2 separate regions of the Homo sapiens genome follow, and region 2 is linked to region 1. A link is a loop called in an ENCODE intact Hi-C map of the cell type or tissue named here. Cell type or tissue: thyroid gland. All regions are shown on one strand. Each heading gives the region's core, and the rest is flanking DNA. Links, peaks and the distances in the headings are about the cores only. Region 1 has its middle 28 kb from the start of SEC24B. Region 2 overlaps COL25A1 (collagen type XXV alpha 1 chain).

Evidence for each region. A loop is a pair of places that touch in the nucleus more often than their neighbours do. Peaks named below come from ENCODE experiments on the same cell type or tissue, not always from the same donor. Only the 100,000 strongest peaks of a DNase experiment are listed, where the experiment ranks them.
Region 2: it touches region 1 in a loop (4-fold over the local background); 80 of 110 quality-filtered maps call a loop at or near these places.

The regions. Positions count from the first base shown.
Region 1 is chr4:109,400,077-109,411,920 of GRCh38, reverse strand. No RefSeq gene overlaps it. Among named protein-coding and RNA genes, the nearest start is that of SEC24B, 28 kb to the left of the region's middle. In thyroid gland, for the core only: a CTCF peak has its summit at 5,381; no DNase peak of the experiment used is centred there.
Region 2 is chr4:108,829,003-108,840,846 of GRCh38, reverse strand. COL25A1 (collagen type XXV alpha 1 chain) reads left to right here. Exons shown (of 38, transcript NM_198721.4): 32 at 8,414-8,467. Among named protein-coding and RNA genes, the nearest start is that of ETNPPL, 72 kb to the right of the region's middle. In thyroid gland, for the core only: a CTCF peak has its summit at 5,865; no DNase peak of the experiment used is centred there.

The DNA.
Region 1 (11,844 bases), core at 2,232-10,231:
TAACTCAGGTTAGATGTTGCCGATGATGGGAAGTATATATAGGAAACACCATCATTTAAAAAATGTATTCTTTGAAAATGAAGAATGACAGCATACAGACCAAACTCCCAAAAGCTTAACAGAAATTCTCATAAAACTGTAGGTAGACTTACATTATATTACACAAATTTTAAACTCTGGATCTGGGCCGAAAACATCACCTGCTTTAGGTCTTCAAATAGACACTTAAGAGCTATGGAATAGTACAATTGACCGGGAAAACACTTTAAGATTTGGTTGTAATCTACAGACTGTCAGCTTAGGGGTAACTGGTAAAGTAATTTGTGCTCTCCTTTTGTCCATTTTAATTGATGATATTCCTCTGCAGCAAGCCTTACAGGAGAAATCGAAACACAGCTGCTACATTGTAAGTCCACAAGTGAAATAAGCAGTGTCCAGTGGATAACAAGAAGGCTCCCAGAATAGCTCCTCAAAAAATCTGCCTTCTTCCTTTACTACCAAGAATCCTAACCTGTAGGCTCAAAGATGATTCAAACATTGAGGGCAGTGGTACTTGGGATTCAAAGGCACATTGGTGCAGAAAGGAGCCCATAGCATGCTGTTGACAATTTGACCAGGTGAGTCAACAATAGCAAAGAAGGCCTAGAATATGAGCTTTGAAATCCGAGTGCAAAGTCACCCCTACGAGAATATACCTGATTTATTTTGTTTGATTATATTGACACTTTTGCTATTTGTCATCATTTCAGCATGCATGCACTTAGATTTGTTAGTCCCACTGTCCTGTAACATCTCCCAATCCAGAACACATTAATGATCAGTAGACTGTGGCTGTCCAGTTTGGTGTCACCTTTAAGGGGCTCCTCTCTCCACGTAGGCCAGGCAAGACTTCACTGCACATTTACAGAACAAGGACCTTCTGTCTCAGATGCCTGACTCACCAGCTCCACTGCCCTGCATTCCGTTCTCTCACTCTCTTGGCTTCCAGTGTTGTTGCCAGTGGTTTGGGTCCTCACCCTACTCTTTCACCTCAATGCTTAATATAGCCATGTTTGGCTTTTGAATTTGCTTTTCCTCTCATCTACATTTTCATCTCTCCACCGTGGCTTGAAGTAATCACAATTTTGGGATAACAAAGCCATTCTATGCTTGGCTTTGGTCAGTCCCTAGAATTTACCAAGTCACAGCCAGGTGAGGTGGCTCACGCCTATAATCCCAGCACTTTGGGAGGCCAAGGCGGGCGGATCATAAGGTCAGGAGTTCAAGACCAGCCTGGCCAACATGTGAAACCCCGTCTCTACTAAAAATACAAAAATTAGCTGGGCGTGCCGCCTGTAATCCTAGCTACTCGGGAGCCTGAGGGAGGAGAATTGCTTGAACCCAGGATGCGGAGTTTGCAGCGAGCTGAGATCGCGCCACTGCACTCCAGCCTGAGCAACAGAGTGAGACTCCGTCCCAGAAAAAAAAAAAAAGGATTTACCGAGTCACTTCCTGCCCTTTGTTATGGACTCACCACCAATCTGTCCCAGCAAGGCCCAAATACTGTTTAAGGAGTGATGGTAGTGAGTAGCCTTTTAAAAAGTTTATTCAGGGAGGTTGAAATAAAGAGGTTGGACATGTAAATGGGGAATGAAACAATGGGTAAACTCACCTGTTCAGATTATTCAGCTATTCAGAAAAAGAATACATGCCTTAAGTCCTCCAAAGGAATACAATTTGATGGCATTAACATGTTGCTTTATTAAAATGTCCTGTATTTATTTGGCATATATATTCCATTTGCCTATTAAACTCTTAGCTTCTCAAGGGCAGAGATTGAACCTTCTCTTCTTTCCCCTGCTGAATAGACACTCAATTTTAATTTTAATTTTTTAATTTTACAAAAATTGAAATAGTGTCTCGCTCTGTCACCCAGGTTGGAGTGCAGTGGCACCATCATAGCTCACTGCAGCCTTGACCTCCTGGGGTAAAGCGATGCTTCTGTCCTAGCTCCCTGAGTAGCTAGGACTACAGTTGACATCACCACACCCAGCTAATTTTTAAAAAAATTTTATGGAGATGGGGTCTCACTATGTTGCCTAGGCTGGTCTTGAACTCCTCACCTCAAGTGATCCTCCTGCCTCAGTCTCCCAAAGTGCTGGGATGACAAGCGTGAGCCACCATGCCTGGCCTAGAGTCCATGTTTTAAAGTGACAGATTCATTAAACCAAGGCCTATATGTCTGAAGTGTGAGTTGTCGATTTGGGTATAGATGTCACAACCCATGTAGAGGGCAATTCCTGTGGATTGTAAACACGGTAAATCATACTGTGTGGCATTGTTTCCCCTACCTCCCCACTCAACCTCAAAACATGGACATTTTTATTCAGGTGAAATTCCATTAAAGTAAATTTGACTTTATCAAGATAACCAATATTGGGATCTTCAGTCAGTAAAACTGATGTCCGTGTATATTGTACCCGTGTGTATGTGTTTATGCATGGTAGTGTGGTGGCACAAGGCTGGGGAAAAATTAGTGACAATTATCAAAAGAAGACAACATTTAGCCTTTATTAGGGGTCTGAGGAAGCGGGGTGGGGGGATTGTCGTTGCCAGACCACTTATCTTTTCCCTCTTGCATTACTTAGTGAGTGGCTTTGGTAGGTGGAGACCTTAACAATACATTTTCCTCTCTAGCATGCTGTTTTCACTGTCTCTACTCTAGTTCAGGTCTTCATCAATCTCAGACCTGGATTATTGTTAATAGCCTACTCATTTATTTTCCTGTCTCTAGTTCTTCTTCTAATCCATCCAAAACACCCTTGTAAGATTAATCTCCCCAGAGTACAGGGCTGATTGTGTCAACTGTTTAGTCATAAATGTCCAGTCACTTTCATTTATTTAAATTCCCCATTTTTCCTTTGTTCAGCACCATCCACAGTCTAGCTCTAACCGAGGTTTCCTACTCATCTCCCAGTAGTATCTTCCTGTACATTCTCTTTCTGCTCAGTGGGGAGCTCACCGCTCCCCAACACCCACCATGCTTCTGCCCCTAGGCAGTTCCAAAGCTGACTGCCCTTCCCTGCAATGTCAGGCATCTGAATCACTCGCATCTTCCAAGGCCCAACTTAAAAACTACCATGTCCAAGGATCTTCCCTGAACAGCCCTCTGGAAGTGTTATCTGCCACCTCTGTTTTGCTGCAGTATATTATAGTTTTATATTTCTCTACTCTTTTTTTCATTCTTATTTATGTACCTGAACTGAGTGGTTAAGTGCTGTGGGCTAGATGGCCTAGATTTTAATCCCAGATTTGGTCATTTACATGATCTTATTTATTAGCCTTTTTAAGTCTTGGGTTATTCATTGTTAAATTGATAATAATTATAACTACCTCATACTTTCTTTGGTGAAGATTAAATGAAATAATGAATATAGTACACTTACCCCAATTCTATTTTAATTTTTAATTTTTTTTTTTGAGATAGAGTCTCGCTCTGTACCCCAGGCTGGAGCGCAGTGGTGCGATCTCGGCTCACTGCAACCTTTGCCTCCTGGGTTCAAGCGATTCTCCTGCCTCAGCCTCCTGAGTAGCTGGGACTACAGGCGCACGCCACCACACCTGGCTAATTTTTGTATTTTCAGTAGAGACAGGGTTTCACCATGTTGGCCAGGATGGTCTTGATCTTCTGACCTTGTGATTCACCCACCGTGGACTCCCAAAGTGCTGGGATTACAGACGTGAGCCACTGCGCCCAGACTAATTAATTAATTTTTTTAAGAGGCAGGGTCTAGCTCTGTCAGCCAGGCTGGAGTGCAGTGGTGCATTCATAGCCCAGTGTAGCATCAAAATCTTGGGTTGAAGCGATTTTCCTGCCTCAGCCTCCCAAGTGTCTAAGACTACAGGTATGTGCCACCTCTTATGGCTAATTTTTATTTGATATTTTTTGTAGAAATGGGGTCTTGTTCTATTGCCCAGGCTAGTCTCAAACTCCTGGGCTCAAGCAATCCTCCGGCCTGGGCCTCCCAAAGTGCTGAGATGACAGGTATCACCCATCACAACCAGCCTTAACCCAGTTCTGAACACACAGTAAATGGTTGAAAGTTATAAGTTATTGAGTTTGTTCTATTGTTATGTTTTAGTGTCCTTTCTAGACTCTAAGTTTATTGAGTGTTAAATCTGTCTCGATGGCAGGGGTCAGCAAACTTTTTCTGTAAAAGACAAGATAGTCAGTATTTTAGGTTTTGCTGGCAAAATATCTCTGTCATATATTCTTTACTCTGTCTGTCCCCTTTCTAAACAATCTTTTAAAATGTAAATTCATCCCCAGCTCACAGGCTGTAGAAAAACAGGCCACATACTAGCTGTGGTTTGCCAACCCCTGCTCTATAGTCCATAGTGCCTGGATCAGTGCTTTTCATGTAGACGTTAACTGAGAAATGTTGTCTGGTTAATTCAACAAGTGATTGCATGATTGAACTCTGTAGAAGTGACTGTGTTTTTTATCTTTTGCAAATGACTCCCTTTGCTCCTTTTCGCCTTGCACCATTCTAAGTCCTGAATATTTCCAGTGAGTCTGATTCTATGAACAAACTGGCTGAAGCCCCTAAAGCATGGGGCTGTGGGTGAGTTGTCCCTTCTACACAATGCTTCCTCTCTGGGTTGTCAGTTTGTTTCTGTTCCAATCTAGCCAGGGAGTTGTATGCTGAGTCAGGGAGCATAAATTATTCTGGGACAAAAAGTGGTGTGACTATTAGAACAATGTTAAATACTGTATTATTGCATTTAGATGGCAGCTCTTTATGTTTCTCCATGAATGTGTAAAATCCTTGCTCACACCCTGATTTTAATTGATGTCTGACAAATCCAGACTTACTGTGGCAAAAAAAATGACAATGTTAATATTAGCATAATTTTTCTCTTTGCTAACTGGATTTACATATCAACTCCTGGGATAGCATACATTATTTTTTTCTTTGTGCCTTGATTTAATCACAACAGCAACAATTACCTCTATTAGGCCTCTTTCTATAGATATATAGGAATATGGATGAGGATGAATGGCTTACTCTGAGAATTATTATTACTAAAATCTAAGCATTGGCTTTGCTTCCCTTACAAAGTATACATTAGGAAATAATTAGTATTACATAGTAAATTTGAAGCACAGACTTATATGTATCTTCACACTTATTTTAAAATACTTCTCTTTTATCTTTTCACAATGACTGTGAGGCTGATTATTGTTCTTATATTAGGTGAAATCTGTAACTTCACATGTTGGCTCACCAGAGCAATATTAAGAGAGATAATCATCAGCAATATCCACACAAATTGCATTCCTTAAAGCAAACCAATTGCTTTGAAGGTAAGCGAAATGATTCTTCACGGAGAAGTACCAAAATGTCCACTATGTGGTGCTGCTGTACCTGAATTACACAAGGAGGGTAAAACAGTACACTGTACCCTGAATTACACAAAAGAAGGTAAAGAAGTACACTGTACCCTTAATTACACAAAAGAGGGTAAAGAAGCACAAAGTAATAATAATTTCACCCACAAATTCATTATCATCATTGTTCAAGCAATTGTTATTGGGAAGACAAAGAAGAAAATATGTGATACTGAAATTATTACTATATGATGTAAAAGAAGCTATTTTTTTTCAACTTTGTTTCATATATGGAGAGAAAATTATCTTAGGAGAGAAGCTAATAAGTCAATGTGGGTGTTAATTTTTTGGAAAAACAATCAGAAAGAATACATAAACGGAAATTTTAGGGCATGCAAAAATTATAAATAAAGTCTGTGTGCATCTATATATACATACACACACACACATACACATAGAGAGAGAGACTTTAGCCAATGCTATATTTTAACAATGTTGAAAAACTTTTGGCTAAAATAACAATTATTAATCTGGGAATTTCATAAAAATTTTTTAGCAATCAGAATTTTACCAAATATTTTTCAGAATTTTTTCTGTAGCAATCAGAATTCTGTAGCAAGCCAAGTCATAAAAGAAAAAGAAAACCTTAATTTTGATTTCGACTCAAAATTCAAGCCCTATTTATTTTACTTTCAGGCCTATGGAGTAGCAATAGTTGCCAAAATACTAAACATAAGCTGTAAATTTTATGGACCATGCTTTCATTTACTTTTTAGGATTGAGATGTTGGAAGCTTTAGAATGTTGATTATGATGATACCCAAGACTCAAGTTTAAGAAGGAAAGGAAGCAATAAGATCATGCCTGCTATTAGTATAGTCGTCACAGTTATTGTGTAAAGGTAATGTGAAACAATGCAGAATATTTATGTTTTAACAGTTTCCATTTTATGCGACCTGTGGGGAATGAGAGTTATCCAAACTATATAGGCTGTGCCCCTCTTCCCTCCGAAGCAGCGAAGCCCGCGATGAGAACATTACTGCTGCTCTGGTACTTCCCTCTTATGGAACAAATTTGCAAAGTCTGTGGCAGTGATTCATAGTTCAGGAAAGACACACCTTTCAGAAGCAAAGATGAAGAAAGAAGGATGTTATATGTTTAGTCTTTGCTATTTTTACTCTCTGGTTTTCAGTTAAATTGTGACTTACAATTATTTGGTTATGGTGACCCATTAATTCACCAAACAGAAGCCCTATTTGAGTCAAAGAATCCTGTTTCCAAGCTTAAAAGAAAATGAATCTGTATGTTCTTATACTTTCCCTGTAATATGTTCTGTCATTTTACTAATGCTGAAAGTCTATCCAATAGACCTGGACTCATCACAAATAAAAATTTAGAGTTTCACAGAAATGGGTAAAGAGCAATTAGTATTTTCATTAAGAACTAACAAATATAAAGATCAAATTAGGGTTTTTTTTTCTTGGCCCTTGTTTATAATATGCACTAAAAATTACTATTGTACTTAGGAAGTATTTTTAATATTGAAGTTGACCTAAATTGTACTGAAATACTTGAACCTTCTGGTTGGGTCATATGGTATGGACTGTGTGCCACATAAAAATGCCTTTTATGTATTAATTGTGCCTATATTTCTTTAGCATCTGCCTCTCTCATTGGACTATAGACACCACAAAGACTGTTTTATGTCAACAGTGTCTATATAAATAGGTGCTTAAAATTTTTTGTAGAATCAACTGGCAAATGAATAAATGATGATAAACATTGCTGAATTAAATAAATGAAATATAAGCCAGGGCTAAATTCAACCTTAGTAAACAAATTTGTGAACTGTGAGCCATCCAGACTATTCCTAAGACTGAGTGTAGAAGTCCACTGGTAGGAGACTTCTACCAGTTTACATTTAAGATCTTAAGGAACTTACCATCTTGGTTGTTTCCTAAACTTTCTAGATCCTTAACTTCTACTGCAGAATACAGTTTTTAGCTTTCTTGCTTTCTTTTCTTTCTTTCTTTCTTTCTCTTTCTTTCTTTCTTTCTTTCTTTCTTTCTTTCTTTCTTTCTTTCTTTCTTTCCTTCTTTCTTCTTTCTTTCTTTCCTTCCTTCCTTCCTTCTTTCCTTCCTTCCTTCTTTCCCTCCTTCCTTCTCTCTCTTTCTTCCTTCTCTTTCTTTCTTTCTTTCTTTCTTTCTTTCTTTCTTTCTTTCTTTCTTTCTTTCTTTCTTTCCTCTCTCTCTCTCTCTTTCTCTCCTTCCTTCCTTCTTTCTTTTTTTTTTTCTGGAGTCTCACTCTGTCACCCAGGCTGGAGTGCAGTGGTGAGATCTTGGCTCATTGCAATCTCCGTCTCCCGGGTTCAAGCAATTCTCCTGCCTCAGCCTCCTGGGTAGCTGGGATTACAGGCGTGTGCCACAATGCCTGGCTAATTTTTGTATTTTTAGTAGAGATGGAGTTTTGCCATGTTGGCCAGGCTGGTCTCAAACTCCTGACCTCAAGTGATTCGCCCGTCTCGGCCTCCCAGAGTGTTGGGATTACAGGTGTGAGCCACCGCGCCTGGCCAACACCTTGTTTCCTGACTCTGCTGTTTCATGACAATAAACCCAACATTCAGATAACCAATAGCTGCATAATACTTTCCAATTTCATCTATGATCTCTAGTCTCACTAGATATGCCAGGTCCATGTCAATAAGCATTATTGTCACCCAGGCTGTAGCGCAGTGGCATGATCACAGCTCACTGCAGCCTTGACTGCTGGGGCTCAAGCGATCCTCTGCCTCAGCCTCTTGAGGAGCTAGGACCACAGCACATGCCACCACACCCAGCTAGTTTTTTTAAAAAAAATATTTGTAGAGACAAGGTTTTGCTGTGTTGCTCAGGCTGTTGTCGAACTCCTGGCCTCAAGTGATCCTCCTGCCTTGGCCTCCCAAAGTGCTGGGATTACAGGCGTGAACCACGGGGCCCAACCTTGTGTTTGGTTCTGTGCTAGTATTCTACATACACCATGATGTTTTATTCCTTTATGCCTTTATTAATTGTGATTTCACCACCTTGAATACTTTTTCCTTCCTTCTTTACTTGTGTAACTGCTATACATTCTTTAAGGCTTATCTCGGGCATTACTAGCTCCATAAATCCTTTCTTGAGGCACAAAGCTGGAGTCCCATAAGCTGCTAAACATAGCTCTATTGGAGAACTTAGTATATTTTGTTTTGGTACACATAAACATTACCTGTTTATACATCCATGTTTTCCATTAGATATGAGTTCCTCAAAGTAAAGCAATCAGAAGCACATTAAAGAGAAATACCTCCTATTTCCATTATCAAATATACAAACCTACTTGTTTCAGTATCCAAATACTCTGTCTTACTTCCAAGAGAAATGGATGGACAGCCATTGATTCAGCTAAGGCCGATTCATCTGTTTGGGCACTTCCCTTGCACTTGATTTACAGTTTGTCTAGGTATAGAATTCTACTTTGGAAATAGTTTTCTTTCAGGAGTTTGAAGCCATTGCTTCATTGTCTTCTTGCTTCCGGTGTTGCTAAGAAATCTAAATCATTCCTATCATTCCTTCTTTGTTTATAAAAAGAACTCTGTATTATAGAAAATTTAAAATATGTTCAAAGAGAATTATATGATGAATATATAATATAATGAATTCCCATGTACCCATCACTCCACAATTGTCAATGTATAGCCAGTTGCATTGCCTCTACAGCACATCCCCCACTTCTGACCTTTTAATTATTTTATTTTATTTGTTTATTTACTTCCTTTTTTGAGGCAGGGTCTGGCTCTGTCACTCAGGCTGGAGTGTAGTGGTGCGATCATGGTTCACTGCAGCTTTGAACTCCTGGCCTCAAGGAATCCTCCCACCTCAGACTCCTGAGTAGTTGGGATTATAGGTGTGCACCACCACGCCTGGCTAATTTTCTGTAGAGATGGGGTTTTGCCATGTGGCCCAGGCTGGTCTCAAACTCCTGGGCTAAAGCAGTCTGCCCACCTCGGCCTCTCAAAGTGTTGGGATTACAGGTGTGAGCCACCACACATGGCCAACTTTCAATTATTTTAAATCAAAATCCAGAATTACTCTGTTTTATTGTAAATATTCAGTATTTTTCTCTAAAAGAGATAAAGGATCATATTTCCAATCCTTTGCATGTAATTAGTTTTATTCTCTCTGAGAGTTTAGGAAATTATTTTTCTTCTTAGAGTTCTGAAATTTTATGATATGTCCATTGTGCCTGTTTTTCTGTGGGCCTTTTCTATCTGTAATCTCATGTTCTTTGCTTCCAAGAAATGTTCTTGAATTGTTTCATTGATGATTTCTTTGCCCCATTACTCAGATGTTGGACCTCTTAGAATGGTACTCTAACTTTCTTTCCTTTCTGTTTTTCATCACTTTGATTTTTGGTTCCACTTTTCTGACAGATTTTCTCAACTTTCTCTTCCTACCCACCTATCACAGTTTCCATTTCTGCTATTATATTTTAATGTCTTAGAGTACTTTTCTAATTTTCTGCATGTTTCTTTTTTGTGGTATCTTGTTTTTGTTTCACGGATGCAATATATTCTCTCTTTTCCTTTTTGATAACATATTTTTGAAGCTTCTCTGTCCTCCAAAGTTGCCTTCTTTTCTTTGCTTATTTTGGGTTCCATCTTCTTGATAGAGGCTTTCTTCATCGAGTGTCTAATTCCTTTGCTCTCTGCTCATGATCAGTAAAGTGTGAGACTAAAAAACTGATGGGCACACTGAGCCTGTGGGAAAGACTTAACTTTGATCTTCACTGAAGTGGAATCTGGGTGGGCCATTTGTAGAGGAACCTCTGCAGTTAGTATCTAGGTCTTGCTCTTAAGCAGGTCAGATTCTGCAGAAAAGAGTTTTTCTCTTTCCTTTCTGGAGGATAAAGCTCTGGCTGCCAGCATTCTGGGAGTCGGATTGGGGAAGAAGACTAGGGTTGTCTGCATTTAGCACTAGATGTGCGATCACCAGATACCTACTCTCAAGACATCCCTCCTCTGTTTCCTCTAGGTTGGGGTCAGGGATTTGGGAATCTAACTGCTTCTCAAACAACTTTACCCACATCTCCTTATTTAGAAACCTGTTTTTACACTCAGTTTTAGATTTTTCCAGTGTTGCCAGTTTCTGATCGTTTTGAAGACTATGGTGCAAATTATGTTGGTTTTGAACTTTCCTTGCTGCCAGCTAGGGATGTGGGTTTCTCAGGAGTGTTAAATCAGTTATCACACATTGGTTAGCTTGCCAACTTCCAAAATTTTGTTGCTGCTGCATCCTTTACTATTTTCCTTACACTAGTAGGTTTAGGTATAAAACAAAACTCATTTATTATTCTTCCGTGGGGTTTTAGGAGGGAGAAAAATAGGTGTGTATGTTCACATCATCTTAACCTGAAAGAGTCCCTCCTTTCCCCCTTTTTTAAACCTTAAAATCCCACAATCATTGTTTAATATAAAAGTGAACCCTGTTTCTCATGGAGGGCTTATTGGTAAGATTTCTGGTGGCCAACACAGCCACCGGGGCCTCTGAACTTCTTGGATTTGCAGTGAGGGGGTCAGCTGGCAGTAGGGGCTGGTTGTACTGGGTGAGGATGTCTTCAGTCTCCTTCTTGGAAGCCTCATCCATGTTTTTCTGGCTCTGGAGATCAACTGGCAGATTTTGTAAATCTAGGCCATTTGACCCATGGGCATACCAGTGAATTGGTCTTTGTCCAGAAGCAGAACAGATTCTGCTACTGTTGCAGTTTGCTTGGCTCAGTCATTTCCAGAGCCATCCGTTCACCTTGTTGAAAGTGTTGGCCTGTTTGCGGTGCACCAAGACCCACATAGACTGCAGAGGGCCCTTGGACAGCAGGGCTGCTGGTGAGGACAAAAGTGCCTACTGTGCAGCTCTGCAACCAGAAAAGGAACGGTCCCTTTTTGAAAATAACCTTCTTCCCTTGAATTCTGGGATTCCACACTTGCCTGGTTTTTTTTTTTTTTTTTTTTTCTTACCTCGCTGGCCACTCAATCAAAAATAATTATTTGAGAAATATTTTTTGGAGTGTTTTCTAGATGCTAGGAGCCATTTAAAATAAAGGCAAAACAATAGTGATCAAAATAGACAAGTTTCTCTCTCATGGGCCGTATATTTTCCCTTCTCTTTACTGGGTTCTTATTGTTTTTCTGGCCTCTAAGTTATATTGGGCTCCAAGGTATGGTCCCTATGCCTTTCCTTTTCTTCCTAAGTGATTTCCTTCAGTTTCATGGCTTAAAAACATCTATAAGATGATAACTCCAAATTTACATATTTACAACTCAGATCACTTTCCTGAATTCTAATCTCATATACCTCATTGTCTACTCAACATAATCACTTGACGTCTGTAGTGGCCTGACTGGTGGTGCCAAAGAAGATATTCTACTTTCTAATCCCCAGATCCTATGACTGCTAACTTATT
Region 2 (11,844 bases), core at 2,047-10,046, 570 kb after region 1:
GCAAAATATCTGGTGCAGCTGTTGATAAATGTCAGAAGACAGCTGTTATTGTTGCTATGTGATACTTGGTTCTGAACAGAAAAATTCTATAACTCATCCTCAACCCTGCTTGAAAGAAGGTTCATGAACTCCTGAGAGTGCTTCAGTAGTGAGTTGGTGCAACTAACAGGAAGGGAGGGGCTGGGGAGACACATAAAGGCAGTGTTGGCACTAGGTGTCACAAAGCCCAGAAGCAGGCCACTGTCTCCTCTGGGGAGGCTGGCTCTCTTTGGCCCACCCAGCTCTAGGAGTGGTGGCAGGTATTGGTCTGACTCAGGAAATCTGGGTTTCCTTTTCCCAGTCAGGCAGGTGACACCCAAGAATGTGTTCATGCCTCTTTATTCTTCTTAGACTACCTTACCTTCCAGTAAGGCCAGTGAGTAACTATCTCAGAAGCATGAATTAGACTTTGGGGTAAGAGTACTATCTGGGAGGGGGGGTCAGAAGAGAGAGCCCCATCTATCAGCTTTGTGATCTTAGTAGTCGTTTAATCTCTCTGGGCCTTTTTCCCCATCTAGACTAAATCAATGCTTCCTACTCATGGATTTTTTTTTTTTTTTTTTTTGAGATGGCGTTTCGCTCTTGTTTCCCAGGCTGGAGTGCAATGGTGCAGTCTTGGCTCGCTGCAACCTCCGCCTCCTGGGTTCAAGTGATTCTTCCGCCTCAGCCTCCCAAGTAGCTGGGATTACAGGCACCCACCACCATGCCCGGCTAATTTTTGTATTTTTAGTAGAGACAAGGTTTCACCATGTTGGCCAGGCTGGTCTTGAACTCCTGACCCCAAGTGATCCGCCCGCCTCGGCCTCCCAAAGTGCTGGGATTACAAGCATGAGCCACTGCGCCCGGCCCTACTCTTGGATTTTAAGATGCCACCAAAAACCAGCCTGGTCATAATGACTAAGGATAATGCCACCAAGATATTTAATTTCATAAGTGATTCAGATATGCCATCACCATTGGATTAGGAGATGCCCAAGATGCTTTTGATTTCTAAAATGCAACAATTTATTTTGTCCATACAACTTAATTCTTACTTAAATCATAAGTTTCAGATAATTATAAAGTTGAAAAGACCTCATAGATATCTATGCAAGTTCCCTGATTTCATAGATGATAAACTTCAGGCCCAAACAGTTTAGGTTATTTGCCCCTAATTACACAGCTAGTTCATGACAGATCTGGGACTAGAACTTAGGTCCAGACTTGAAATTTGGTCTTTCTGTCACTGGATTTAACCTCAAGTACCTCAAGACCACGTGCTGAAAGTGCACACACATGCAAAGCCACGGATCTCAAATTAGTCACTGACTACTGAGCCTTGGCCTTAATATGGTGTCCTCAATCAATAGCATTCCCGGGATACTGTCTTACCAACACCAACACATTTGGACTTGCTATAGTGGCTGTACTGCAAACATCCTATCTTCAAAATCCTGAAAACTTTTTATGCCATGCCAGTGTGTTCATCATTTTGCAACCCCCTTTGAAAGTTCAAATATATAGCATGATTCCATGCATGAATCTAGCTCAGTGTTTCCCAGAATTTCCTGATAAGAATCACCTGGGAGACTTATTAAAGATACCCATTTCTGTGTTACCATGGACTGGGTGGGGCCCTGAACTCTTTATGTTTAACAAGCGCTACACTGACTTATATCATCAAGCAAGTTGAGTAAATACTGCCTAGGTTAAAAACCCCTTCTGCCATGTCAGTATAGCCTCTCCCCTTTCCCGCCCCCACCCAGCAAGACTCTATAGGGTATTTGTGTCTGAAATCATCTTTCTTTCACAAGCCCTTCAAGATTTTCTTGGCAAATTAATGTCTACGCTTAAAAGTTGAAAAGTATACAGGTCAGAACTTGATATCTAACATGCCGTTACTGATGGAAAATAGGTATACTGTATTCCTTGGTTTTTAAAAATGGAGTCAAGAATTTATCATTTACCGTGGCTTTTATAATGTCACGCTGAGTTAAATTCATACTTTCTTTATTCTAACACTGGGCAGATGGATAGTTAGTAAAACTACATCTAAGTTCTTTGATCTTCATATTTTCTCCTGGGATTGGTGATTTGTTGATTAGTCCATGTAGGGATCTGACTTGGCAAGGGCAGTGAATGAGGACTTGCTAAATGGCATTACTTCAAACATCAGCTGCTACGTTTTTAGTTCATTCCCTTGGGCAACATGCTTAAAGGCTTAAAATATCTGTCTATAACCCTGTCCTGCATATTCCAGTTTTCCATTCCAGCAGAGTGGGTTTTTTTTTCTACCGAATCTTCTTCAGCATCCTCCACTCGATTGTCTTTGAATTATTTGATCATAAAAATGTGGTATAACATGAATTTCCTTGAGATGGAACTGAAAAATTTAGGAATTCAACCATACATATTTTTATTGTAAGGAGCATACTTTCTTGGGAGTTTTGGTTTCTAGAATATTAATTGTTGATGTCAGTTTAGTAACTATTTTAACTTTAAAAATTAATGTTTCGTGCAAGACAAATCTAGCCTGACTCTGCTGTTTCCTAAAACTGGAATCTGCAACTATTTCAGAGACTGGCTCTCTTCTCTCACAGTTTAAACACCCATAATAGCAACCAAAATTGGCATTTGCTTTTGCATTTAGGGTGAACCAGGGTTAAATGGTGTTAAAGGATTGAAGGGTGAACCAGGTCAAAAGGGTGACAGAGGACCCCTTGGTCTTCCAGTAAGTAAAGAAAACTTTCCATTTTAGTGCAAATCTCAGATTTTTCTTTCTACCCTACATGATAACTCTGGTTTACTCAGCAGCTCGTACTGTTGAGGTTTCTGTAATTAGAAAACATATTATATTAGAGCAGAGCTCAGCCCAGTTTTGTTTTCTCTGATGTCTTCTCTTGTGTCAGAGGAAGACCCACAACAAACAATGCTATAAATGTCCTGTCATTCTTCAATTACATACATGCCAACCTTCCTCTTTTAGGGCTGACAATTCCTCTTCCATTGTCCCCTTCTTTTAAAAGTGTTGTGCTCATTATTTCATAGTTTCTCCCAAACACTTTTTATAATCTAGTGCAGTTTAAAATGCTTCCTCAACTGTTTTTTCTCCTTGGATACCAAAAACTGTAGCCCTCTGTTGGTGGCAGGTATGGAATTGGCCATTGTTGATGGAGTGAGGTCAATGCTGTGGCTCCTTACATTAATCAATCATATCATGTTCTACGTGTTTTATGTTGTTTGTTTTGAAAATTCCCTGTTATGAGGTTCTTGTGGCAATAGTGAGTCGTATAAAAGAAGTATTTTGCAGTTGTTTAGAGATTTTTATTTTTAATGAAGAAGGAATCTCCCCCAGGCTCTTCATTTTCTTTATGTCAGCCTTCTTTCCACAACAACTAAATGGAGATTTTTTTAAATTGTTATTAAATACGAGGCTTTAATTTCAAGCCTTTAATATGCTATCTATTTGGTGAATACAGATACAAATCAACAAAGAACAATATAGATTACATTAGTAAAATATGACATAAAATCAGTAACAGAATATAGTTTATACACAATTTGAAATGTGGGAGGAAAAAAAAGCTGATGACCACTTTTTCATTTTTGCCATGGTTATTATACTTCACGCTAGTTGATAGCAAGTGCCTTACATACATCCACCATATGATGGTCAATAGTTATTTATTTATTGAATGACTGATATAAACCTTGTATTAAAATATAGGTTTATTTTATTTATTTATTTTTGAGACAGAGTCTCTCTCTGTCACCCAGGCTGGAGTGCAGTGGTGCCAACTTGGCTCACCACAACCTCCATCTCCCAGGTTCAAGCAATTCTCGTGCCTCAGCCTCCTGAGTAGCTGGGACTACAGGTGCATGCCACCATGCCCAGCTAAGTTTTCTATTTTTAGTAGAGACAGGGTTTCGCCACGTTGGCCAGGCTGGTCTCAAACTCCTGACCTCAGGTGATCCACCCGCCTCGGCTTCACAAAGTGCTAGGATTAAAGGCATGAGCCACCAGCCCAGCCTAGAATATAGGTTTAATCACACCAGTTAGATCAATGGACCATAGGCATAAAACCTCTATAATATATGTGAGTCATTATTTCAGCATTCTAGGTAGATATAATATTATCAGTGTAAAATTATTACAGTTTCCCCATTTATTTTCTTTTTTCTTTGTTTGAGACAGTGTCTCACTCTGTCACCCAGGCTAGAGTCTAATGATACACTCACAGCTCACTGCAGCTTCAAAGTCCTGGGCTCAAGCGCTTTATTTTTAAAAATATTTTATAGAGATTGGGTCTCGCCATGTTTCCCACGCTGATCTCTAACTCATGGCCTCAAACAATCTTCCCGCCTCGGCCTCTAAAAGCTCTGGGATTATAGCTGTGAGCCACTATGCCTGGCCTACATTTGTTTTCAAATGTTATAATGTAACTGAAGAAGGTATCAAAAGGCAAAAGAAAGTTTGGATTTTCTATTTTATTTAAACTTTCAATCTGATTTATTTAAAGTCTGCCCTTTTTTAAAATTTAGGGCTATTGATAATTTTTATGCAACATTTAGCTAACAGCTGTACCTATGCTAGCCTTAAACAAATGAACAACAATATATATTTTTATTGTAATTATTGCTAACAAAAGACGTATGTAAGGCCGGGCACGGTGGCTCATGCCTGTAATCCCAGCACTTTGGGAGGCCGAGGTGGGCGGATCACCAGGTTAGGAGATCAAGACCATCCTGGCTAACATGGTGAAACCTGTCTCGATTAAAAATACAAAAAATTAGCCAGGCTTGGTGGTGGGTGCCTGTAGTCCCAGCTACTCGGGAGGCTGAGGCAGGAGAATGGCATAAACCCGAGAGGCAGAGGTTGCAGTGAACTGAGATCGCGCCACTGCACTCCAGCCCGGGCAACAGAGCGAGAGTCCGTCTCAAAAAAAAAAAAAAAAAAAAAAAAAAAAGACGTATGTAAGCCGGGCACTGTGGCTCACACCTGTAATCCCAGTACTTTGGGAGATGGAGGCAAGTGATCAGTGGAGATCAGGAGTTCGAGAACAGCCTGGCCAACATGATGAAACCCTGTCTCTACTAAAAACAAAAATTAGCCGGGTGCGATGGCGCATGCCTGTAATCCCAGCTACTCGGGAGGCTGAGGCAGGAGAATTGCTTGAACCTGGGAGGTGGAGGTTGCAGTGAGCCAAGATTGTGCCATTGCACTTCAGCCTGGGCAACAAGGGTGAAACTCCATCTCAAAAAAAAAAAGAATGTATGTATTTTGCAGTTATAGTATGGCTCATGGATTATACAGAAGAAATTTTAAAATAAAAACTCAAAATACTCAAAATGTATGTAGAATAACATCATTGGTAGAGTTTTCATCTGGAATAGATTTTTTTTTCCATTCTGTATTATTAACTGCATCTGAAGCATAAAATTGGGAAATAGTTCTGCAATCTTGACAATAGAATTTTTAGGGCCAGTGCATTTTCTTTCTTAAATACTCCTTGGTCTAACCAATATTTTTAAAGGACTATAAATAAATATTTGGGCTTTGAGACACAAAAACCATATTAAAGAAATAATTGTACTTATTCTTGAAACAAGCATTGAAAATGCCATTGTTTAATCATACGCTATTTATTTGTAGCCTAGAGTTCAAAGTGAAGAAAAGCATGCATTGTCTGAGAACATTCGATTTTTAAAGTTATTTCCCCCATCAGGCTTTGATGCAAAGATTATTTGAAGGAATTGAGAAACAATTTAGTTTGGAAGTTATTTTTTGCTTGGTCGCACACATTGTTTTCTGGCTTTTTCCCTTTCCTAGAAGTCCCTCTAGTGGAAAGTAGTGTGAACAGTAGGAACAACCCAGAAAACAATGAGTAATTATTGTTCATGTAAAATCCACTAAGAGTCATCCTAACATGTGAAAACCCTGTATTTGTTATTCATAAATACTGTTTTAACAAGTATAACCAGAGCTCTTTCTTCTCCTCTGAAATGCTAAATTTGATTGATTATTATAATGAGCGCTTTTTTAGGAAATTACCGTTCTTTTCTCTTCAGAACCTAAAGAAATATATGGTGAATAGCACAGTCTTTAGAAAATGAATTTCATATGGAAATTAGATAGAAGCCTGCAACTGTTATGAGTAACTACTTTGTAGCCCAGTTTATACACTTCATTAGCTTGATTTCTAAATAAGAACTTGTCAAATAGAAATGTCATTAAAATGCCATCATCTGTGGGGTGTTTGTCATGTGTTTTTTTTTTTTAACTAACAATTTGTAGCAATGTGATATTCATCCCAGAACCCTGTAACTGCGTATTATGTTGTTTGAAGTGTTACATTTGTTCATCGGTACCTCATACTAATCTCTGTTCTTGTCATTCGTGTTACACCCACCAACCCTGCTACCAACCAAATCACACAGGGAGCATCTGGCTTAGACGGAAAGCCAGGATCCCGGGTGAGTCAGTCCCTTGTCTTGCTCTGACATGTTTTGTGGCTGTGAATCATGTGCTTCAGCACAGACCCCTTTGCTCCATGTCCTCTCATCAAATGATGAGGGTGTACTTAGAGCTGGAGTAAAAGGGGAAGGTGGACAAAGATGGCGGCAAAAGGGGGAAAGGTGGACAGAGGACGGTTGCAACTCTGTCCGGAGAACAGCTAAACTGCCAGAATGTCTTTGTGAAGCTCGTGTTCAAGTCTGGATAATTTGCTAGGTGGGAAGAATGACCAGACTAATGGGCTTCATTGTCTTAGAATTCCACATGAATTTTTCCAGAACCAATAGACAGACATCCCCTACAATTCCATGAGAGCGGCCCTCTGAAGAGATTAAAATAATGTGAAATTATTGTAACTTGCTTTTCCTTTTAGACTGATGTCCATCAAATGTAACTTCTTCCTTGGCACTAACTTTCAATTTCTGTTCATAGAAATGACTTGTCTGTCTTCTGTCATTTTGTCTTTTTTTCTTTGGTTCTTAACAGCTCCAGCTCTTAAATTTCAGCTACAGATACTCAGTATTTAGAAGTCTTCTGAAGGTGAACTTTGAATTCAGGCAGTAAGAAAAATATCAGTTAAGCTGATGAGAATTCAGCAACATTAGAATGAATTTAAAACTCTGAATTCTTTCTTATCACAAAGCTCTCACAGAATAAACCAGAATAGTAGAACAGAAATGGGAATACTAAAGAAAAATCATGCTGGAATAGTTCCTACATTTGCAAATATTATAATCAATTTTTTATGAATCTAAGCATAGTCATACTGGAAATGAGCAAGTATACTTGAAGTCCTGGCTACAGTTTTAAGAATCTAAAAGAAATTCCCATCTTTTCAATTCTAAAAACTTGTTTCAGGCAATCATTATTTTCACTGGACCTCAGCGTTCTTACATTCATTCAAATATCACCTCTTCTACTGCAGAAATCCTAATCCTGAACTAACCAGGGGGACAAAGGGGAATTATACCTTTAAGTCATCTTGGCTGCCTGGTTTGTGAGTTGTAAGCCTAGTGACTGGCCACTGCCGCAGAATCTGTAAGAATGATTCCTTTCCTGTAAGCCCCTGCTGCCCCCAACAGAGCTGCAGGAAGTTTTTGGATTGAACAGTTACACACTGTTTTCATTTACTTAATAATTTTCTTCTACTTGTGTAACAGTTCAAGCCTCTTAAACAGCTGAAAACAAGAGTTCAGAGCACGCCCGGTTAAGGGTGGCAGTGGGTGTAGAGAAAGGGCTTGAGGAAGAGGTGACAGGAAGGAAAAACAATTACATTTTTCTTCTTAAGATTATGGGGCAAAGTGAAGATGCTTTATTTATTTATTTATTTATTTATTTATTATTTTTTGAGACGGAGTCTCGCTCTGTTGCCCAGGCTGGAGTGCAGTGGCACGATCTTGGCTCACTACAGTCTCAGCCTCCCGAGTAGGGGAATGCAGGCACCCGTCACCATGCCCAGCTAATTTTTGTGTTTTTAATAGAGACGGGGTTTCACCATGTTGGCCAGGCTGGCTGGCTTCAATCTCCTGACCTCAGGTGATCCACCCACCTCAGCCTCCCAAAGTGCTGGGATTACAGGCTTGAGCCACCGCACCCAGCCAGTGATGCTTTATTTAGTCAGAGGAAAAAGATATAATTAAATATGATATGCAGCTTTTCGTGTGTGCCTTTCATTGAAACATGCAGTTATATACTTCATCCTTTTTGCATGAGTTTCTTGAAAACCGCTGGCCTGAAATAATCAAGCATAAAGCACTTTGAAAGGAGATGAGTTGTCTTACTGATATTCTTAGGCACCATTCACCTAGGAAAAATCCAGGATAAATTATAACTGCTATTCTTGCAGCCCTTGTGATATATCTCATATTATCTTTTTTTTAGGGTACAGATGGTCCTATGGGACCCCATGGCCCTGCAGGTCCCAAAGGAGAAAGAGTAAGTTGTTGCTGAGGTTATTAAGCTTGTACTAAAGAAAACACAGAGCATGGCTTTTCCATATTAATTTAACTGTTCATTTTTCAGAAGAAATAAAGGGCTATCTAATATTAAATAAAAAGAGATACCATCCTAAGTTCTATTCAGAGTCCTAATATTGAGAGAAGAAAACCACAGAGCATAAAATAGAACACGGCTGCCTTAATAAAAACAATACATACATTTACATAGCTAAAATAAATAGCTCAGATGATTCTTCCTTCACCCATAAGGAAGATATTTTCATTTGGCCTTTATCCAGAAAGTCGAAGTCAATGGAGCTAAAATTTCCGGAGTATGTATTCTGGTTGATAATCTTTTATATAAAGCTACTGTACTCATTCAGAGCAGGTTATAACTTTTTTCCAAAGGAAATAATGAAACCTAAGTATTCTTTTCTGCACAGTTACAAATGCTCCCCCTTTTTTAAAGCTAAAGGATAGGCTGTTTTTCTTTAACCATAAGGAAATAATTTCAGTGCATTATAAAATGAAAACCTTTCACTAACCTCTCTATTGCTAGGCCATGTTTCCATATCTTTTGGGGGAAAAAAGACATTCAGAATGGAAGATAAATGGTCATCTGTCTGGAACTTTCTTCTCTCTTCTCCCTCTCATGCATGCGCTCTCTCTCTCTCTCTCTCTCTCTCTCTCCCCCTCTCTCTCTTTCTGTTTTTCTCCCACTATTTCTTTTCCTCACCTTGGAAATCTTAGAATTATTTTTGTGTGTCTGAGTGGAATTATGTCATCAATTTCCCTACCATCCAGGAGAGGATATAAAGAAAGTATTTTAATAGTGAAGTCTTCAAAATGTCGGAATGATTCACTGTGCAAGTTTGTGGTCTTTTAAAAACTAGATAGATTTTCATCAGTCTGAGATAATTTGCTTTAAAAAAAGAGGGCCAGTAGTCATTTCTTTAACATACCTTCCAATTCCATAATTCTGTGTTCTGTAGAGTGATCTCATTCATTCAGGAAATATTTACCAAATGCTACTATGTGCAAAGCATGGTATTACTAGTGTGAAATGGAAACTCTCCTCCCACTTAGGTAAAGCCTATTTTGCTAATTTGCTTCAGTACATTGAATAATACCATTATAATTGATTAATTATCTCTTGGTCTTTTATTAATATTTTTATTAATATTTATTAATATATACTGAATGCTGCAAAAAAAACAGCTATTCTTCCTGACCTAGAAGAGTTTACAATCTAATTGCAGAGAAAAAAAAATGCATGAAGGAAATAACCAGAGAATGAGGCCAAAATAATACAAATAGTACAAGCTGTACAGTGATGAAGATTGGCTTTATCCAAGAATGCTTGTAGAAAGAGATGAGTTCTAAGGGAACATGTAATCTGAATGTGCAATTGTCATATTTCTAAGATCAAACCAATGACTTCTGAAGATCATCTTAATTAAAAATATTTAAAAGCTAAAAGCCTCAACGCTGCTGATGCAGATTGGCTTTCAAGCATTGTATGAAGAAACCCAGCCCATGTACTAAAAATGGAGCAGCAAATCTCAGGCAGTGTTTTGGCAGAATGCCCTGGGGCTCAAGAGGGTTTACCGTGTGGTAAATCAGCTGCTACTTCCGATAGCTCCACAATGTCACAAGAGTATCAGGTCTCAGTGCTGGAGCAGAATTAACCAGAAGAGCAAATGAAATTGCTAAGAATTTTGAAGGCATAGTTTCAGTCAAATGGTGTGCAGCGTAAAGTGTTACTCTTGTATTTACTCAGCATGTTAACTATCTTAACTGGATCATATATCAGTACTCTCCAAGTGCCCCTCACTGGAAGTGCTAAACTGGAGTGTGATTCTCAGAGTTAATTGATAGAGGCGCCATCTGGACTCTCCTGAAAAAGTTTCAAATTTTAAAGAAGTCAGAATCGGCAAAGGGAGGTGTTCTAGGATAATGCCTCAGTGTTGATGTGCAAATTAAAGAACCCGAATGAAATTAGAACAACCTAAAAGAAACCACACATTTGACAGCCAATGTTATTCAAACATTTTCAAGTGTATGATTGACAGCATCAATATTCCACTCTGCAAGCATCTGATCCTCCCTACCTTAGCTGATTTCTTCATTTGGCTTTGGAACTCTATAAATGTGTTAAGCTTGAGAGGTTGAAAAATACTTTTGGAATTGCTTAATCCAGGAAAAGGAGTTGTACATTCAAATCCCCGTGTTAATATTTCATTCCTAAAAGTTTTCAAGCTCGAATCATTAGAATGCTTTTTGGCTCTAAGTGACAAATTCAAAATGGCTTACACAATAAAGAAATACATTATTTTATATAAGAAAATATTCAAAGGAGGACTCTAGGTTTTGCTTGGGAGCCCTTTTCCACATGTTGGCATTGTCTTCTGACCACGGACAAGCTGGGCACAGTGGTCCAAGCATCCTCTCTGGTGAGACACTGGCAGAGAACAGAGAGACTACCTCATGTCTCTTCCTGAGCAGAGAGGAACCTTCCCCAGAGCTTCCCGGCTGATGCCCCTGACACCTCATTTGCCAGAACTGGGTCAGCTGTCCATTTCTGAGGCAGTCACTGGCAAGAGAAATGGAATTGTCGTTAATAGCTTAAGTAATTTTTGGGGGTGGGCTGTTCTAGAAGAGTAGTTTCACAGACAGCTGTTTTAGTGACAGCTTTATTCAAATAAGCCATAGTATATTTGTTTTAAGAATAAGACAAAGCCAAGATTCTCAAGTGAGAAGGGAATGGTTATATCAAAATAATCTATGGAGATTTTTCCAATTAGACCCACCCTAATCTGTGGAGTTATTTCAGTTATTTCAAACTAGACATAGTCCAGTTTATGTGGCTCCTCCCTTAAAACTCTCACCTCCCACTACACGTGCGTGTGTGGGCGCACACACACACACACAGATAGATAGATGATAGATAGATAGATAGATAGATAGATAGATAGATAGATAGATAGATACACACTTACACATACACACCTTACTAGTTATTTTGTTTGGTTGTTTTTTTAGAGATAGGGTCTCACCTTGTTCCCCAGGCTGGTCTCAAACTCCTGGCCTCAAATGATCCTCCTGCCTTGAACTCCTAAAGTGCAAGGCATAAGCCACTGCGCCCGTCCTTTGCTCCATTCTTAAAGGGACTGTTTTTGATATTTCACTATTAAGAAATATGCTGTAGATATTTTTTATAGATGTCTCTTAACAAATTAAGGAAATTCCCTTCTTAAAAAAATGTTTAATGTTTCATTTAAAATCTGGCCACTGTGCTGAGTGCAATTGCTTCTGCTTTGGTAATAACCGTAAAGTAATAATGAATAAAAGTTCAAACTTTTATCGTATTTATTT